2 separate regions of the Homo sapiens genome follow, and region 2 is linked to region 1. The links are chromatin contacts, found by Hi-C in ENCODE. All regions are on one chromosome and are shown on one strand. Each heading gives the region's core, a stretch centred on a gene start or an enhancer-like site at or near the end of the contact. The rest is flanking DNA. Distances are from core to core; before and after follow the strand shown.

The links. Hi-C counts contacts between places; a loop is a spot of excess contacts on that map. Pooled maps may share reads with other maps.
Region 2: a loop to region 1 is called in a pooled map, with 15 times the contacts of the local background. The contact joins the promoter of NAA20 here to the promoter of SNRPB2 in region 1. A Hi-C loop is called at or near these places in 6 of 50 pooled maps.

What each region holds. Positions count from the first base shown.
Region 1 is chr20:16,727,969-16,732,199 of GRCh38, forward strand. SNRPB2 (small nuclear ribonucleoprotein polypeptide B2) reads left to right here and starts at 2,058. Exons shown (of 7, transcript NM_003092.5): 1 at 2,058-2,196; 2 at 3,700-3,798; 3 at 4,196-4,231. The coding sequence starts at 3,735. RefSeq lists enhancers at 1,169-2,037, 2,096-2,145, 2,196-2,315 and a silencer at 2,466-2,515.
Region 2 is chr20:20,015,144-20,019,374 of GRCh38, forward strand. It overlaps NAA20 (N-alpha-acetyltransferase 20, NatB catalytic subunit), which reads left to right and starts at 2,219. Exons shown (of 6, transcript NM_016100.5): 1 at 2,219-2,306. The coding sequence starts at 2,254. RefSeq lists enhancers at 1,726-1,905, 2,520-3,020, 3,482-4,231 and silencers at 2,226-2,295, 2,346-2,465.

The DNA.
Region 1 (4,231 bases), core at 808-3,307:
GCTATTCGATCCTTATCATTCCCTTCCTGTACTGTTCTCAATAACTGGCTTCTCAAATCGTTCAGGAAACCACTGAGAATCATTAACGGGTTATTGGAATGCCCAGAGTGACTGCCCAAGGACAGGAAAATGCACTGGCTCTTTTTAGAAGAACCTGGAAAAGTGCATGCAGACCATTGCGGCTGAGTTGGCAATGGATGATTTCCTTCTCACAGTGTAATGTACAATAGCTGTAATTTAATTGTTAATAGAACACAACATGCAGTCTGTCTTCAGGCCTCTGTGTTTCTTGTGGTATTTTCTTCCCAGGTTGGAGTGTTTTTGTATAATCACATCTTATTCTCTTTTAACAGTTATCAACTCTTGGCTAGATCCCCTTATACAATACAGAGTATAGTTTATTCTCAGTAGTGTAGCCATCCTCATTATTATCAAACAGAACTAATTGCTGAGATGCTCATAGTAATATGCAAAACAGCTTGTCCTTTGTTATTTAGAAATTGTTTATATTAAGTTTATATTCTCTTTTAATTTGTTAAAGATATAATTCTTTGACTGAGATAGGACATTTCTTCTCATTGGTTTATTTATTTTAGAGATGAGATCTCACTATGTTGCCCAGGATGATTTTGAACTCCTGGACTCAACCAGTCCTCCTGTCTCAGCCTCCCCAAATGCTAGGATTACAGGTGTGAGCTACTACACTCAGCCATTTCTTCTAGTTTTAGATCTATATAATAAAACGATGCTTTTCTGTGATCCCTTAACATTCTCTACACTCAGGTGCATGTTCAAAGCATATTTGTTTTACTGTTGCCTAGTTTTCCATGTCATTCATTGAATTATCCAATGCATATTAATTATCAGTCACTTTTCCCATTACTAAGGGTACTTGAGTGAACAGAGCAGACAAAAACCCCACCCTTAAAAAGCTTATATTATTTTCAAGTTGTTGCAACTTTGGGTGTTTTTAAAAAATAAAAATTCCCAGCTGATAAAACCAACTTATTTGACAGCTACCTGCCTCACCAGTAGAACCAAGTTATAGCCAGAATTCAGAAATAACATTTTTGAGCATTTATTGTGTCTGACAATGTGCCAATCACTTTACATTTATTTTAGCTCATTTAATGCTTACAACAACTAGAAGGAGGTACTATTAGGATCCCTATTTTACAGATGAAAAAAGTGAAGGTCAGAGAGATTAGTTAAGCAGAGGGTACAAGATTAGGTTCCAGTTGACTCTTAACAACCATTTCATATTCCAGGTGATGCTTTACAGACATCTGATGAATGGATGGATGAATGAATGCATGCACTTTGGGAACTCCCATTCAGCTTGGCATAAATACTAACTCCTTAGAATACCCTAGAAAAATCTAGACCTTTTGTTGGAAGAAAAGAGTGGGAAGGGTGGTAGGGAATTATTTTTTCGAGTGAATTGAGGCAGATGATCTTACAGATGACTGGGTTCTAGTCAGCATGGTTGCCTTATCTGGTGAGAGATGAGAATTGGGCAGACACCAGTTCTGTCTGCCCTGGGCCCTCAAACTGAGTAGCCTCTGAGATTCAAGTTCATCAGCACAGTGTTGGAGGACAGTTCCTGCAGAGCCCCATGAATCAGAGGAGACTCGGAGGCAGGAGGAACTGGCTATCCTAAAGGTGATTTTAAACCGGGGTAGCTAGAGCCCAAAGAAGGGCGAAACCAGGACTAACTGCCCCATAGCATGAGGGGCAGCGCCTGTAAAATTACATAGGATTTGTAAAGGTGGAAGGCACTGTTGCGCCGGGTAAAGCTTCGCAAGGTCGTGGTAGGGGAAATGATTCACTCCCCTTCACTATTCCCTCGCAGCATGGTCCTCACAACCCCCTTCTCTTTCCCCATTTCCATTTCCGGACTCTTCTCCTGCCCGCAGGGCAGACGCACGCGCAGAGAGATTGCCAGCCCTGGCTGCCAGAGACCCGGAAGCATCGATCGGCTCTGTGCTCGGCTTCTAGACTTGTCGGCGCTCGATTGAGGAGCGTGGCTACGTTGCTTCCGGTGCCTGGCTCCGTTTCCTGCTTTTGGTTCTTACAGTAGTCGGCGTAGGCCTTAGGTGGGTTCGTGCGCCTTCTACCTCGCTGTTTCGGTTTTCCTGGCTCCTCGGCCCTTTTCTCCCCTGTTGCAGCTGGGAGCGGACGAAGCGCGAAGCTGGGGTGGGTACGCGTTTGGCCCGGGTTTGGATCTCGGAGGGGCAGGCTTGGGGGTGAGGAGACTGACTCTGGGGCCGGGCATCGCGTGGCAGCTCCCTTGGACTTCGTTAGGGGGCCTTGGGCGAAGGTGCTTGTGTCTGGAGAGGCGGGAGGCTTGCGCGTACGAAGTAAAGGATAGTTAATGTCAGTCTGCTCGTGCGAGGCGTGGACAGTTCACTGCGCTTTCAGGTGTCTTCCAGCGGCTCCCTTTTGGTGGTGGCGGGTAATTCAGGGTGTCCCTGTAACAACGCAGCCCACGATCAAACCTCGCATGAAACCCTGCAAGAGCCTCCCCTTTGTCCCCCTACCTTCACTTTGACCTCTGCCTCAGTCACTTCCCTTTCGTCGTCTCCTTTGCGACCCCTGCCCCTTCTCCAGATTTCGATTTAGGGGGTCGCAAGGCTTTGAGAAGCGTTACGTTTTACCTGTTACCTGCACAAGTGCAGCCCCTGCTTGTAGGCTCTTCCCTTGTCAATCATCCAATGCAGTTCACATACAGTGGATGCTCTGTAAATACTGTGAGATAAAGGAATATGTGGGGCACACAAGGAAATCATCCAAGTTCACAATTTGCAAGTAAAAACCATGTAAAAAATGCAATAGTGTGGTATATGAGGAAGACAAGTGTAGAGGAGAAAGCAAGGGCTGAATTTCCAGGCCTGATGCTTATTAGCTGTGTGACCTTAGGCAAGTTCCTTACCTGGTAATAGCTGTTAATAATAGCTACTCTTAAGTGTTTACCGCTGATGCAGAACTGTGCTAGAATTCATTTAGTCTTCTGAGTTCTATTGGGTAGGTTCTGTTACCATTCTTATTTTACTGATGAGGACCTGAGAGGTTAAGGAACTTCCCTCAGGCAAACAGCTAGTAAGAAGCATAAATAGGATTTGAATTCACATCTGGCTGATACTGGAATCTGAGTTTAATCGTCATGCCACACTGCTGTCATTGAGCTCCTTTCTTTCAAGTCGGTTAGAGATAACCTTGGAGTCCAGACAGCTTGGTGATGCTGTATACAAATTAATAGGTATGGAAGGACTTTGTAAGTGCACCCATTAAGTAGTTGGCAAACTTCATTAATGTCTAACCTTATGATTTTTACTGGATGTACATTTGCTACTTTGGTCATTTTTCTTCAAATCTACATTTTAAAATTATTTCATTGAGGAGGTGGAAAGAAAATGTCACGTGTCATAAGTGAAACGTAAGTGTAAAAATAAATGTGTTGAATTAAATGGTGTTACTAAAATCTGGCTAGGTATTGGTGCTCCAAGTTTTGAATGTGAGAAACTGTTCTTCTTCTGTATGAAAAGGAGGGCTAGTAGGTGCTGGAGATACAATAAAGGCTACAGCCAAACTGACATTTTCTGACAACTGGGATTGAAAGAGAAATGAAAAGTTAATAATTCTTGTGTTGTGTCCTTATGCCACAGTCCAGTATAATTTACTCCTTCCTTTTTATAACAGATTTTTTACTGTCTCCTGAAGAATTTAACACAAACATGGATATCAGACCAAATCATACAATTTATATCAACAATATGAATGACAAAATTAAAAAGGAAGGTAAGTGCTTTTTAGAATACTTGTTCACTACTAAAATGTGTTTATTTACTACTGTCTTAAAAATTGTACTGCCTCAAAACCTCTTACCTCATCATCTTAGTGCCTGAAATAATGGTTTATCCCATTTCCTATAGGGATTTGAAGGCTTTTAAAAAACAAAAATAGGTAGGAACTGACAGTGTGTACAGTCTGTTTCTACTCATAGATATAATGGTTTCATATAACTTTTAAAATTACATATAGCCAATGGGAATAGTATATGTTTTTATAAATATTAAAATATATAACTGTATAAATAAGTGAATGGTGGGGGGGGCAACTCAATGCAGTATCATTTTATGAAGACTTTTGTCATTACTTTATTACCAATAACTTGTTTCTTTTCTAATTTGGACAGAATTGAAGAGATCCCTATATGCCCTGTTTTCTCAGT
Region 2 (4,231 bases), core at 969-3,468, 3.3 Mb after region 1:
AGGTGAAATACCTTTGTTGAGAATGTGAATACCCTCTTTGTAAACTACCAAGGATGACATTATCTTCTGGGTAACCTGTGTGCCACTTTTTCACTCAGCTATTTAATCAATATTTGCTAGGCACTTACTGGCCACCCTTCGAGATGCTAATTCATAGGAGGCAATCAGCAATGGAAACTGATAACAGTTTAAAAATAAGTAGACAAACAGGAGAGAAGGGAGAACCAGCTGGTGAATATCCAGGATATTCTCTGTACTGCCCTGCACGTTCCCCTGACCCCATGTGTTGGAATGGCCACGTAGCTATAGGATATTTCTGATCTGTGCCTCAAAATCGGAATAATAATTCGTATCGGTGCTTGCAAACTGCTGGCCTACAGCATCCAGTTTCTGCAGGGTTCCAATGCTACCTTTGTGTTAAACCCACAGTGTTTTTTTCTAAAAATCAAAATCATGTTTATTCCACCATTACCTAGATACAAACATAAAGTAGCTATAAACTTCTAATGTTTATAATACCAATGAATCAGAGCCAAAAATATTATAAAAACCTTCACTACTTCATAAGGAACAAAATTCAAATCAACATTAGTTCATGTCACACACAAAAAATTATGAAACACTTTGAAATGGCCAGAAAAAGATTACTGTTTAGTACACGTTTCCAGGTTTTCTCTGCTTTTTATTGTCTTTGACAATACAAAATTTTACAAATTTGTAAGCTGAGGAAAATTGATAGTAATGAAAATTTTTCTTGTCCATAAAATACAAATGCATAGTGTTATACAGTGCCCAGGAGAGACAGTGATTACAGCTCTGTGGATATTGACCAGTTTAACACTCATGTGTAAATACATTTCAGCATTCCTGCTTGCTTTATGTATTTTATCTCTCTTTATCTTATCTTTTTGAGACAGGGTCTTGGTGTGTCACCCAGGCTGGAGTGCAGTGGTGCAATCATGTCTCAGAGCAACCTCTACCTCCCGGGCTCAAATGATCCTCCCACCTCAGCCTCCCAAGTAGCTGGGATTACAGGTGTGAGCCACTGTGTCTGGTCTGAATAAAGGAATTTTTAACTTTTAATTTTAACTACTTTAAATTTAAAAACTGATGTTTGGTTCAGCGATTTGAAAACAGTATATTTGGAACCGCTTGGATATGAGAATCTGCTTTTTAACCATACATTGATGAAATCTAAATAGAGAACAAGCATTTCCGATGACAGCTGCTCTCTCAGATTGAAATGCACTGCAAATGTAAAATACACACCGGATTTCAAAGTCTTTGCAAAAAAGAATGTAACATATCACATTCCTTTTTTTATTGATTGATTACATGTTGAGTATTGATTGGTTACATGTTGAAATGATATTTCGGGTATAATAAAGTGGGGTCAGGGAAAAATATTTTTCCCAAATAGGAAAAATAAATGGGTAAAATAAAGCGTACTATCAAAATCAATTTTACATTTCGTTTTGCTTTTATTTATTTATTATTTATTTTTGAGACCAAGTCTAGCTCTGTCGCCCAGGCTGGAGTGCAGTGGCGAGATCTCGGCTCACTGCAACCTCCGCCTCCTGGGTTCAAGCGATTCTCCTGCCTCAGCCTCCAAGTAGCTGGGATTAGAGGCGCGTGCCACCACGCCCAGCTAATTTTTATTTCTTTCCTTTTTTTTTTTTTTTTAGTAGAGAGGGGGTTTCGCCATGTTGGCCAGGTTGGTCTCGAACTGCTGAACTCAAGTGATCTGCCCGCCTTGGCCTCCCAGTGTTGGGATTACAGGCGTGAGCCACCGCGCCCGGCCTTCTTTTTGTTTTTAAACGTGGTATTGACATTTTAAGATGACATCTGCAACTCGCAACACTGGGACAAGGGATTCTGGGTCATAAATTCTCCCATTCCTCATTTACTCTGCAGCACCGGGTGGCTGCGAACTCCGCTCTTCTGCTTGGGTTTCCGCATCACCAGCAGCTTCTTTCCTTCCCAGGTGTCGCCGCCTGCTTTCTGCAGCCGCTGCCTGGGAGGGGTTCCGAGGTTCTGGGCAGCCACAGCCCCGGAGGCCTTACAGGAGCGACCTGGCAATTCCCGCCGCCGGCCGCCAGAGGAAGCTGCTTTGCTGCTGTCGTTGCCCAGCAACTCGTAGCCCGGAAGCAGTACCCCGTCTCGCTCGGTTCCGCGGCGGCCACGCTCCGGGAGACTTCCGGCAGGGCGGGCGCGGGGTCTTGGCGAACGGTCTTCGGAAGCGGCGGCGGCGCGATGACCACGCTACGGGCCTTTACCTGCGACGACCTGTTCCGCTTCAACAACATGTGAGTGACACGCGCCTAGGGCCAGCCGCTCTTGGCCGGGCCTCGCTTCCCGGCCCCGCCAGCTCCGGCCCCAGCCGCGCCTTCCCGGCCGGACCCCAAGCCCGGACGGGGACCCGCGAGAACCACCCCCCGCCGGCCAACGTGGGCGCCTCCCTGGGGCCACAGGGTCCAGGGAGAGGTGGGCCTGGAGTCGACGCACGCCGGCCTTGGCGACCTTGGCCGAGGTGCTCAAACTTTGTCTCTGGACCCTGCGAGCTGGCAGGTTCTGGGGCAGCGCTCGGGCCTCCGCTCGTGGTCGCTGTCAGGAGGCGCTGGGGTGATGGGGCGAGCTGGAGACGCGGCCTGGAGCCCACGACCTGGGCTTCTCGCCCTGCCCTACTGCTTGCTGGTTCGTGGCCGGGCCGCGCCTCTTCTGGGCAGAGGGCACCGCCGACGGCCAGGCCGCAGAGGGGGCTTGCGAGGATCGGAAGCTGGTCAGCAGCTGTTGGGATGTGTACATCGTGAAGCCCACCTGGTGGCCGTGGTTAAATTGTATCCAAATGAAATGACACTGATCACTGCGTCCCCTGCAGCAGATGCTGTCTCAGTCATGGTTAGTGTTTGCAAGTTTAGTTACTGTAGCTGCGCACCCCGGTGTACACACCTTTCCTCTGTGAGGAGTCACGGCAGATCTTAGGGGAGGCTCGCTGTGCCCAGAGCCCTGGATGCAGTTTCTTTGGATTCGAGTTAAGGCCAGACCTCTGATTTGCAGGTACCAATTTTTTTTTTTTAAGAAAACATTTTATTATGAAGATTCCCACACATTTAGAAAAGTTGGAGGAATTTCACCATGTGCTTTTATAGACACTTTTCCTGGATTCTGCAGTTAACATTTTGCTACGCTGGTATCTCTCCTTCCTTCCCATCTATCAGTCCTGGATCCACTTTAAAAAAACAACAGGGCGGTATGTGAAAACTAAGGACAAAGTGGTTCCGATTCAAGTGTCAGGAAGATGGAAAGAACTATGGGATAAGATGGCTGGGAACATTTCAAAGAGGGGGTGAGCCTTGAAGATGGATAACACATTGGTAAGTGAGGAAGACGGAAGTTCCGGAGAAGGAGCGGGGCATGAAAATGGGGAAACTTGAAGTGCGGTCAGACAACTGGGATCAGTGCGAATCTAGTGGCTGGTTTCTGCCACTGAGCAGTCAGGAAGAAATGGGTGAAACAGGAGGGGTTTAGACTTGATCCTGTGGAAAGAATTTTCTGTTGGGCCAGTCTGGTAGCTACGGTGACTTGTGTTGAACTCACTGTTCCCTGCATTGTTCTGAGTGCCCACGTAATAATCCAGTTAATCCTCACGATTCTTTGAGGTGCTGTCACCCCCATTTTGTGTATGAGTAAACCAAGGCATGGCAAGCACAAGTGAATTGGCCCAGGTGAGAATGAGTAAAGCGAGGAACTTCATCCAAGGATATTGGCTCTGGAGCAGTGGTTCTGAAAGACTTGGTGCCTGTGGTCAGGGGACCATGTTAGAAACGCACATTCCGTTTGCGATCCACTGCTCTGGAGTGGGTCTTAACCCACCTGGAGCCTCTGGAGAGGCTCACCCTCTCTTTAAAGTGTTCCCAGCCATCTCATCCCATAGTCCTTTCTATCCTCCTGACCCTTGAATCGGAACCACTTGGTTTTTCGTTTTCACTTACTGCCCTGTTGTTTTTAAAAGTGGATCTAGGATTGATAGGTGGGCAGAGAGAAATGATGAAGCCAGTGTAGCAAAGTGTTCACTGTAGAATCCAGGTGATGGATTCAAATTCTTAACCACTGAGCTCTGTGGGCTGTCATGTGATGACAGCAGGTAAACTGGGCAGGTAAGCCATTCAGGAGGCCTTGGCAGTGGCCCAGAGACGATGACTTGACAGAGGCTTCAGTTTGGGAGGTGCAG